3 separate regions of the Homo sapiens genome follow, and all the other regions are linked to region 2. A link is a contact called in ENCODE Hi-C or POLR2A ChIA-PET data. All regions are on one chromosome and are shown on one strand. The core of a region is the stretch at or near the end of the contact, and the rest is flanking DNA. Distances in the headings are between cores, read along the strand shown. Region 1 holds the start of RTCA (RNA 3'-terminal phosphate cyclase). Region 2 holds the start of DPYD (dihydropyrimidine dehydrogenase). Region 3 holds the start of CDC14A (cell division cycle 14A).

The links. Hi-C counts contacts between places; a loop is a spot of excess contacts on that map. ChIA-PET counts read pairs that join two places held with the same protein, here RNA polymerase II (POLR2A). Pooled maps may share reads with other maps.
Region 1: a pooled map shows a loop between it and region 2 (4-fold over the local background). The contact joins the promoter of RTCA here to the promoter of DPYD in region 2. A Hi-C loop is called at or near these places in 1 of 168 maps with a recorded cell type or tissue (CD8-positive, alpha-beta T cell) and 3 of 50 pooled maps. POLR2A ChIA-PET finds 5 or more read pairs at or near these places in 2 of 52 experiments (A673 and naive thymus-derived CD4-positive, alpha-beta T cell).
Region 3: a pooled map shows a loop between it and region 2 (10-fold over the local background). The contact joins the promoter of CDC14A here to the promoter of DPYD in region 2. A Hi-C loop is called at or near these places in 6 of 50 pooled maps. POLR2A ChIA-PET finds 5 or more read pairs at or near these places in 2 of 52 experiments (CD8-positive, alpha-beta T cell and naive thymus-derived CD4-positive, alpha-beta T cell).

What each region holds. Positions count from the first base shown.
Region 1 is chr1:100,264,963-100,267,780 of GRCh38, reverse strand. It overlaps RTCA (RNA 3'-terminal phosphate cyclase), which reads right to left and starts at 1,565. Exons shown (of 11, transcript NM_003729.4): 1 at 1,361-1,565; 2 at 1,157-1,257. The coding sequence starts at 1,405. RTCA-AS1 (RTCA antisense RNA 1) reads left to right here and starts at 1,607. Exons shown (of 3, transcript NR_110435.1): 1 at 1,607-1,777; 2 at 1,864-1,952; 3 at 2,534-2,818. RefSeq lists enhancers at 1,397-1,756, 1,325-1,874.
Region 2 is chr1:97,919,193-97,922,296 of GRCh38, reverse strand. It overlaps DPYD (dihydropyrimidine dehydrogenase), which reads left to right and starts at 1,263. Exons shown (of 23, transcript NM_000110.4): 1 at 1,263-1,413. The coding sequence starts at 1,375. RefSeq lists a silencer at 1,058-1,457.
Region 3 is chr1:100,350,934-100,353,811 of GRCh38, reverse strand. It overlaps CDC14A (cell division cycle 14A), which reads right to left and starts at 1,306. Exons shown (of 16, transcript NM_003672.4): 1 at 809-1,306; 2 at 1-50. The coding sequence starts at 857. RefSeq lists enhancers at 180-429, 470-779, 2,030-2,079, 2,120-2,549 and silencers at 1,360-1,409, 1,440-1,529.

The DNA of each region.
Region 1 (2,818 bases), core at 316-2,815, 2.3 Mb before region 2:
ATGCTGAGACTGTAACCCTCCGTATCTCAGAATGTGACTATATTTGGAGATAGAGCCTTTAAAGAGATAATTAAGTTAAAATAAGGCCACCATACAATCTTACTGGTGTCCTTATAAAAAAAAAAAAAACTAGAACATACAGAGACGCTAGGGGCAAGGTACACAGAGGAACCACCATGTGAAGAGGCAAAAAGACAGGCCTGGAGCAGATCCTTTTCTCATGGCTCTCAGAGGAAACCAACCTTGTCAGGACCTTGATCTTGGACTTCCAGCCTCCAGAACTGTGAGGAAATAAATTTCTGTTGTTTAAGCTCCACTCTGTGTGTGGCATTTTGTTATGGCAGCCCTAGCAAACTAATACAACACCTACAGCCTAATGAATTGGATTCCCCTGTTGGTGAACTGGAGGGCTGCAAACTATGACAAAGGCAATTAACATTAACATATCAGTAATTGCCTTTTGGTAATTTCAAAACTGTAGACAAAAGACTGAGACCGCTGATTTATTAAAATGTAATAAATACAGAATACATACAAAGCAATCAGTGTGGCTTCAAACCTGGGTCCTCTTCTAGCAGGTGCATGTACCTGAAGCTCAACTAGTGGCATGCCCAGCTACCCAGACAGAAGAAATAAGGTCAAATGTCAAGGTGTTTCCCTCTCCACAACAGATAATTCTGGTCATAACAGCTCTCTGGAGGTATGAATGAAGGCTGGGATAACACATCTCAGGATTCTTTCCTGTTTTATGATTCTAAAACTGACAGCAGAACCAGAATGCACTGGTTATAAAACAGGGTTTCCTCTGGCGTCACAAGCATTTCTGCCCTATCTATCTTGCCAGCTCATACGTGCTGTTCGGATATTTGGAATGCCCGGTGAGGTGAGAAAACATTTTAAAAGCTAGCTCTTCAGCAAATGACACTATTTAGTCAAACAGAGAAAACTCGAGACCATTTCTAAACTCACCCCTCCAGGCTTTCAAGACTTTACAACCCAGGCCACCGCCCAGGCAGAGTGCCCCGCCCTGGATCGCCCATACCTGCGTCTGGGACCTTCTGGGTTCCACCACTCGGACTCCCGATGCCCCAGCCCGGCAGCCCGACCCCCCGATCCCCCAGCTTCACGGCCCAACTCCCCCTCCAGCCAGATTTACCTCAGGCCTGGCGTGCTCCGGCCGGCTCGGATCTTCTGCACCCGCAAGGGGAGGCCTAGGAGACAGCTCAAGGCCGTAGAGACTCTCAGGATCTGGCCGCCCTGCAAAGGTTGGGGTACAGGGAGAAGAGAAGTAAGCACACCGGTGGTGAGAGCTCCCCTCCTTAGTTAGGCTGCAGCCCCGGCCGCTTCGCTCTGTACTCACCCCTTCCATGATGCTGCCATCGACCTCCACCCGCGGCCCCGCCATGGGGGACACCCTGGGGCCCAGCCCGCAGCGACAAAGCCTCCGCCAGAGCGGGAGAAAGAAGAGACGTTGGCTCCCGCCCAGTAGTTCAGAAACCTTGGTTCATGCCTGGGGCGCAGGAGCCTGACGAGAAAGCGGAAGAAGCGGCGCCTCTCGGGACACTGGAGTCAGCAGAAACGAACCCCCGGGTTCGCCCAGTTCCGCAGTCAGTGCGCATGCGCGTAGCTCGGCTTAAAGGAGCCGCGCTGGGAACACTGCGGTCGGGGCGAGGAAGCTGCCGGGGAAGTGAGATGACGGTCGCGGGGGTGCCCAGGAGCCCTGAAAAACTTGTGCCCTGGGCACGGCAAAATCTGCAGGTTGCAGAAAGTCTCAACTGTAAGATAACTCCTCCAGTTATCCCGCAGGCTTGTGCTTTATCTCTGTTTTGTGGGTAAATATGTGTTTATATCTGTTTTCTCGAGGATCCTGGCATACCCCGAGGTGCCGACTTTTAGAGCTGAAGATGCAAGAAAGATTGGGATCCTGCGATGCACCGAACCTGTCTCTCGAAGTGTGTGCGCCCTGGTACATTGATACTCTTGGCCTTTGGTTCCTTGCGGTGTGCGTGTTTGTGTATGCGGAGTGTGTTATCTTTCTTTCTAGGGTGACACACCATTTATTTGAGAGGCGGGAAAGGCAGAATCACTAGTTTAATATTCTGAAAAGCCAAAGTTATGCCATTTTGCTTGAGAGTGAGTGCAAGCTCTTGACTCCCAGGAACAGTGCAGCTAACAATTCACCTCAGGCGAGGGCAGAAGCAATAGCCAGCTTCTTGGTTCTGCCTGTGGCTCAGTTCCTACATAATTGAGTACCAAATAATATGTAAACCTCTAGGGAAGCAAAAAAGAGTAATTCAGCTTCTACCCCCGAAGTTATTGGAGGTATAATGGAGAGACTGAGACGTAATCAATTACAATGTCATCCTCAATAATAATTAACATGTACTGTATTTAGAGTTTATTATGGGGACAATTACAATATATTAATAATATACTGTAACAATAACAGGCAACACTTATTGAGCACTTAGGTGTTGTGCACTGCATGCATTCATAACATGATAAAGTACTTACTGTTTTTACTGTTTTACAGCTTCCTGTGTTAAACAATTTGCTACAAGGTCACACAATTTTAACTAGAAGACTGAGATGTGAACCTGGGTGGTCTGATGTGAACACCACTGTCTGGTAATCCCAACGCTCTGCTGCTTTGCGACAGAGAATGTTTTAGGGAACACACAGACTATGTACTTAACCAAATCTGGAATTTGCCGTAAGATATTAATCAGAGAAGTAATGATACTTGCATTTTAAAATGAAGGCTTTGGCAGTAGGAGAAGGGTGAATAAGAGGCTTAAGAGCCTGAAGGGAGAAATGC
Region 2 (3,104 bases), core at 14-2,513:
TTTAACTTTCTAGTGTCTGTTAATATTTGATTCAAGAAAAATGTATCTGTCTTTTAGTAATTTCCAGGTTCTGGAAGGTAATCTGATGGTTTGTTCAGAGAAGCCTTCTCAACCACGCAAGGTACCCATACCCTAGTTATTCTGTCCTATTTTTCTTTTATCTTACAAGCAGGCATCACATTTTCTTACTTGCTTATTTTGAGTATAATCTCCATGACAGTGATGTGTATTCTTGAAGACTATATCCGGAGAACCTAGCACAGTGTCTGTGTCTGGCATATTGAAAATGCTCAATAAACATATTCGTTGAATAAAACGATGAATGGACTAATGAAAAAATAATAAGGGAGAAATACTTGACTCCAAGGTGTCACTACCTAGCCAAGTGCATGAAGGAGTGCCGCAAATGTCCTAACGGAAGTAGAAAGTGTTATGGTAGAAGAGAGGTGGGATGCATCTAACAGGGGTGGGGGGGGGGCGGGGAGAAAAGGAGAGAGGTCTGGAGTACACATATCCTCAAAAAACGAGGTGAATGTTTTCTGGATTGGGACCAACTCTACAGGAAATCTCTCCCTTCTCCTCAGCAAGCTCTAGAGCAAAAACGAAGAGCAACTTTTCAAAAGAGTTTCACGTTTTAGAATAAAAAATATTTAAAAAAATAACCATTAAAATGAGACTTTCCTGCAAAAAGACAACCTTGATTATGTACCACCTGCAGCACTTCCTGTATGCTGCTGCGGGCTGTGGATGTTTTTGCTCGCCTCCCTCCCCTCCCCGCTGGGGCTGTGAACTCTCAGAAGACCGGTGCTTTGGTATCCTCCACTGCAGCTCAAACCCCGCCCACCTACTTGGTGGATGGATGGAGGAACATCTACTATTTCATCCTTGAGGAGTTCCTGAAAATGCAGTTGCCCCTCAAACAATGTATCTACATCTCGCGGGGTTTCTGTGGAAGAAAAGAAAAAGTGCAAGTTGTTGCTTGGAGCGCGGACTGCTTTTACCTTTGCCTGGGGATCCCTCCTATCTGGCCCCGCCTGCCTAGCTCTGTTTTTAGCAGTTTAGAGATTAAAGGCCAGTCCCCAGAGCGGGTGCTCTACTCCCTCCCTCCCTTCTGCTTGCAGGCTGGGGCGCGGAGCGGGCTGAACTGGGAAGGCCGGGCTGCGGCTGCCGTGCCTGGCGCGGGAGCCGCAGGACCGAGAGCGCAGCCCCGCCCCGGGGGCGTTGCCGCCCCGCGCCCGCTCCGCCCCCGCGCCGCCGGCCCTAGTCTGCCTGTTTTCGACTCGCGCTCCGGCTGCTGTCACTTGGCTCTCTGGCTGGAGCTTGAGGACGCAAGGAGGGTTTGTCACTGGCAGACTCGAGACTGTAGGCACTGCCATGGCCCCTGTGCTCAGTAAGGACTCGGCGGACATCGAGGTACGGACTTCGCGCCGGCTCGTCGGTGGTGGCGGGGTGGTGGGGAGTGCTCTGCGGGTAGGTGCCGGGGAGGCCCCCGCGGCCCCCGCACCCCGGAGAGTGAGAGACGCGGGAAAGTTTCCCCCGTGGGAGCTCTGCGGGGGAGCGGAGGAGCGCGGAGCCACAGGCCCGCGTGGGCAGGCGGGGAGCTCAGGGGAGGACTTTCCGCTACTGGAGGGGTTGCCCTTTGCGTCGGGACCTGTTTACTTCGGAAGAGATTTCAGGAAGCCTGTCTTGTCCTCCTCTGAATGTCAGTGACTGAAGAAGCACTGGAGTTCCAGAGAGGTGGACTCTAGGGGGTAGGAGTGCCCATTTCCCACACGTTCTACCCCTTCACCTCCTGTATGTCGTTTCTGGACACCTCCACTGCCCCCATTTCCAATAGCTGAATCCTGCTATTTGCAAAGGTGAAGCATAGAAATAAAACATCTGTGTGTCAGCTGTAGCAGTCGCCTCTAGTCATAGTATTGTTTATGAAATAATTTAACATGGAGAGAATGGAACGAAGTATTCAGAACATGAAAAATGCAGTGCCCTCAGAAAAACTAACTGTATTTTTCTCTCCTCTCAACGGTTTTTGATTCCCTCTTGCACTCCGTTTCTGTTAAAAAAAATCTTTTTTTATGTAAATAAGGTCCTACCTGAAACGACATGGCATTTCCTTTCTCTCTAGTATCTTAATATATGCGATGAAAAGGATTTAATTATCAACAGTGATTTTACACATACTAAACCTAGGTCAGCACTTTTGAGCTAAGACAAACTGATTTTTAGTTTTCTGTTTTGTTTGGGGCTTTTCTTTATTTGAGTCTTCTACTCTGGTAGAAAATTATGTGTGTGTGTGTTTTCTTTAGAAATAACAAAATTTTCCTTTCGTCAGTCCTTTTGGCGGCTTAAGTAAAAGTTTTGCAAACCACCTGTTTGCAAAATAGCTGCTTTTGCCACATTTTGCCTCCGTAATTGAAGAAACTTTATATTCTGGGAGGAAGTAGTCCTGTTTTCTCCAGGCTCCATAACTTGGTTTGAAAAATCATTTTAGTAACAAGAGCCAAAGTGTATTATGTGGACATCTCTGGTTAGTTTACTTTTGGTTTCTGTTTTGGAGAGTTGACTTTTTGATATTGAGCAATATGATATATTTAACAAATAGTTGTTCATCTGTGTGCAGGATAATAGATACTTGTCTTTTTCTATATTTCATTTAGGGTAGTCTATTCCTTTTTGGTCCTTGTGACTTTGACTTAACTTTTTAAAAAATTTTATTTACTAAGTCGAAAAACAAGCTTCTGACAGTATTAAGGCAGTATTGATTTAAGATATCGGAGTTGACTTAGGATGGGTGGCTTTTGGCTCTTTAATTTCAGAATGGTGTGTTATCTGCTTAACTGATTTCTTTCTCTGCAGTTGTCTTCGAAATCAGTTCTTACATTCTACTGAGGAGAAAGATGCCAGTGAAACATTGAATGCCAAGCTTGATTTCATATATTGTTTCAACTAAGAACATTTAAGAAGCCCATCCTTCCCACTCCCTCCACTCAATTCAACCTTAGTCTATATGGCCAGTTTGCCTAATATTACTTTTAATCTAGATTGCTGGTGTTCAAACACCTTCAGCTCTTATGTAGTTCATATGTGCAACACTTTAATCAGTA
Region 3 (2,878 bases), core at 57-2,556, 2.4 Mb before region 2:
ATTTACTGTGCTTTTTGGTCTATTCCTTAAAGTAGCAAAATATAACCGATCTGAAAGACAAGTTTAAAAGACAGAAAAAACATATGAGAAGTAGAGAAGTGGAAGTGAAGGTGGGTGGTAACATACGAAGGATCACAATTTAAAGACCCCATTAACACGTGGAATTCTTGCAGAAACCTCATCCCTCCCAGAAAGCTAGAGACTCAAGAGCACAACAGTTAGGCAAGAGGAGGACCTGACCGAGGAACTCAGCGGGGCTCAGAGCACCCACATTTCCCTTGTTTCAGGCCAGCAGAGTAGGCAGGAGCTGGGGGTACCCGCAGAACTGGAGGTGCAAGTTTGGTTCCCAAATCTCCAGACCTCAGCAGCTGCGAGAAGGGGAAGAAAGAGGTGAGCCTCCCGACGCAGCTTCGGAGATTTGAAAAAGAGGAAGGGAGAGAGACTTGGGGGGTGTGGTTGGGGGTGTCCCGAAAACCGAAGCCTGCGATGGTGGAGTAAAGGTGACCGGTGAGCATCCGGAGCAGGCTCCCCATGAGCTGCTGAGTGCCGGAGTACGGGCAGAAGCCGGTGCTGTCCCATTACGAGGCCGAGAGGCCATCCGAGGGAGCTGCAGAGGGAGCAAGGGACACAAGAAAGAGAAGCCGGAAGCAGGGGGTCCTCGGAGAAAGGAGAGTCCCTAGAGGGGACGAGAGCGCGCGCAGCGGCTGCAGGACACTGGCAGCCTCAGGAGAAGGTGGGGACAGTGGCGCGGGAAGTGAAGAGTTGGGGGCAAGAAAGCGTTGGAAGATGCGGGGCGGCTGCTCCTCACCTTTCATGAACTCACAAGCCCCGATTAGTTCCCCTGACTCCGCTGCCATCTTAAGCGAGATACGCACGGGGGAGGGCTGGGTCGTGGCCAGCTGAAGTCACTCGCCCCCGGGGGCTTCCCCACTGCCCAGGAGCCAGGAAGCTCACAGTCCCGAACAACAAGCCTGGCCGAGGGAGGCAGCAGGCGCCGAAGGCGGAGGCGGCTTCGGGGTCAGCGCGCCGGGCGCCCCGGGGACATTCCGAGGGGAACCCGAGCTCGCTCCGCGCGGGGCGCTCACGCCCCTGGCTGTGGCCGCTCCTATTTGGACTCGGCTGCTGCAGCTGCTGCTCCGCCGCCGCCGCGCCTGGGAAACGCAGACCAGCTCTCAGGGCAGGGCAAAGTCTTCCCCCGGCTTCCAAAGTGATCATGGAGGAGGAGACTTCTGGTCCCGATCGCGCCCGTGGCTACTCGAGCGGCAGCCGGGAGGACTTCAGTGCCCGCGGGCTGGCAGCAGCTGCTCCGGATCCTCCTTCGCCACCTCCTTTCAGCAGTTACTCTTCCTCCTCCTCCTCCCCCTGGGTCCGCCCCCAGACCTTCCTCCCCGCCCTCCCTCAGCCCCCTCCACTTTCACGACTCCGCGGCCATCCCTTAAAGGGACAGCCCCGCTCCTTTCTCCGCAGCAGCCCCAGTTACCAGGCGCCCCGCGGGTCACTAGGAGCCGGTTGCTAAGGCTTTGTTGCCGTCCACCAATTGCTGTTCAGGAAACGGGGCCCTCGGCCCAGGGGAGCGGGCGGGGCCTGTAGGCCAGAAACTTATGAATGAAACGGCGGGGTTGAGAGTGGACATCGCCAAAGGCGCTGTCGCGGCCTCGGAGGCTAGGATGTGCTGGCGCCCCCTTTCTTTTCTGCACCCTCTAAGTCTTGTCCCACTCCAGATTTCTTTTCTCTCTCTCTCTCATTCTCTTTCTTTCTCGCCCACTCACCCATGCTCTTCTAAACTCTTGTAGGGCGCGCGCGCGCGCACACACACACACACACACACACACACACACTCGTAAAAACCTCAGATCTCCGTGCCCTGCCTCGCCTCTAGCTAACATTTCAGCCACCCCCCACGCCCAACACTGAGGGGGTCTGCATCTTTATAAAAAATACAATTGAAAAAGAAGCACCAGCTCCTAGCTCACAGTACATGTATTGGTTTCCTCTACACATACCAGACTCTGATATAACTTGTACTTTGTTCTCACGGGACAAAAAGTTTCCCATCTGGTTCTCCACGCCCTCTCATCTGGGCCGCCAATGTGAGCGCAAAAGCATCACAGATGCCTAATCTTTACAGTGCTCCGGTCCCGGAGGGGCGGGGCGAGACCGCTGAGCCAGCCTGGGCGGGCGCGGAGGGAACAGGAGAGAGAGGAGAGTCCACTGGTCCAAGGAGGAAGGTTAACACAAAGGAATTTCTTTACATAGTCTCAGCTGAAGCGCTCCAGGCAGGAGTCCCGCTAAAAGAGGCCATTGACTTGTCTCTGCGAGGCTCTACGTACTGTTTGAACAACTTGAACGCTGGGCGTCCTAAGGCTGTACCTAATCAGAGTGCAGTCCCTTCCATACGAAAATGGCGCTACAGACCGACTATCCGAAGAGCATGCGCTCTGAGAGGTCTCTCCAGAAACAGCAAGAAACTTGTGGCGGCGTTTTCCTTCGCAGTCGCTTGTTGACCTCTAGGGAGAAAGGGGGCGCACCCGTGCAGAGCTGACTGAGGGAACCAGCCCTTCGAGGGCCAATTGCAGGTTTTGTTTGTGGTTTTTTTTTTTTTAATGTGTGTTTTGTTTTAGACAGGGTCTCGCTCTGTCACCCAGGCCGGAGTGCGGTGGCTCAATCTCTGCTCACTGCAATCTCCACCTCCCGAGTACAAGCGATTCTCGTGCCTCATTCTCCCAAATAGTTGGATCTACAGGCGTGCGCCACCACACCCGGCTAATTTTTGTATTTTTTGTAGAGACCGGGTTTTGCCATGTTGGCCAGGCTCGTCTCCAGTTCCTGAGCACAAGCAATCCGCCCTGCCTTGGCCTGCCACAGCGCTGGGATTACA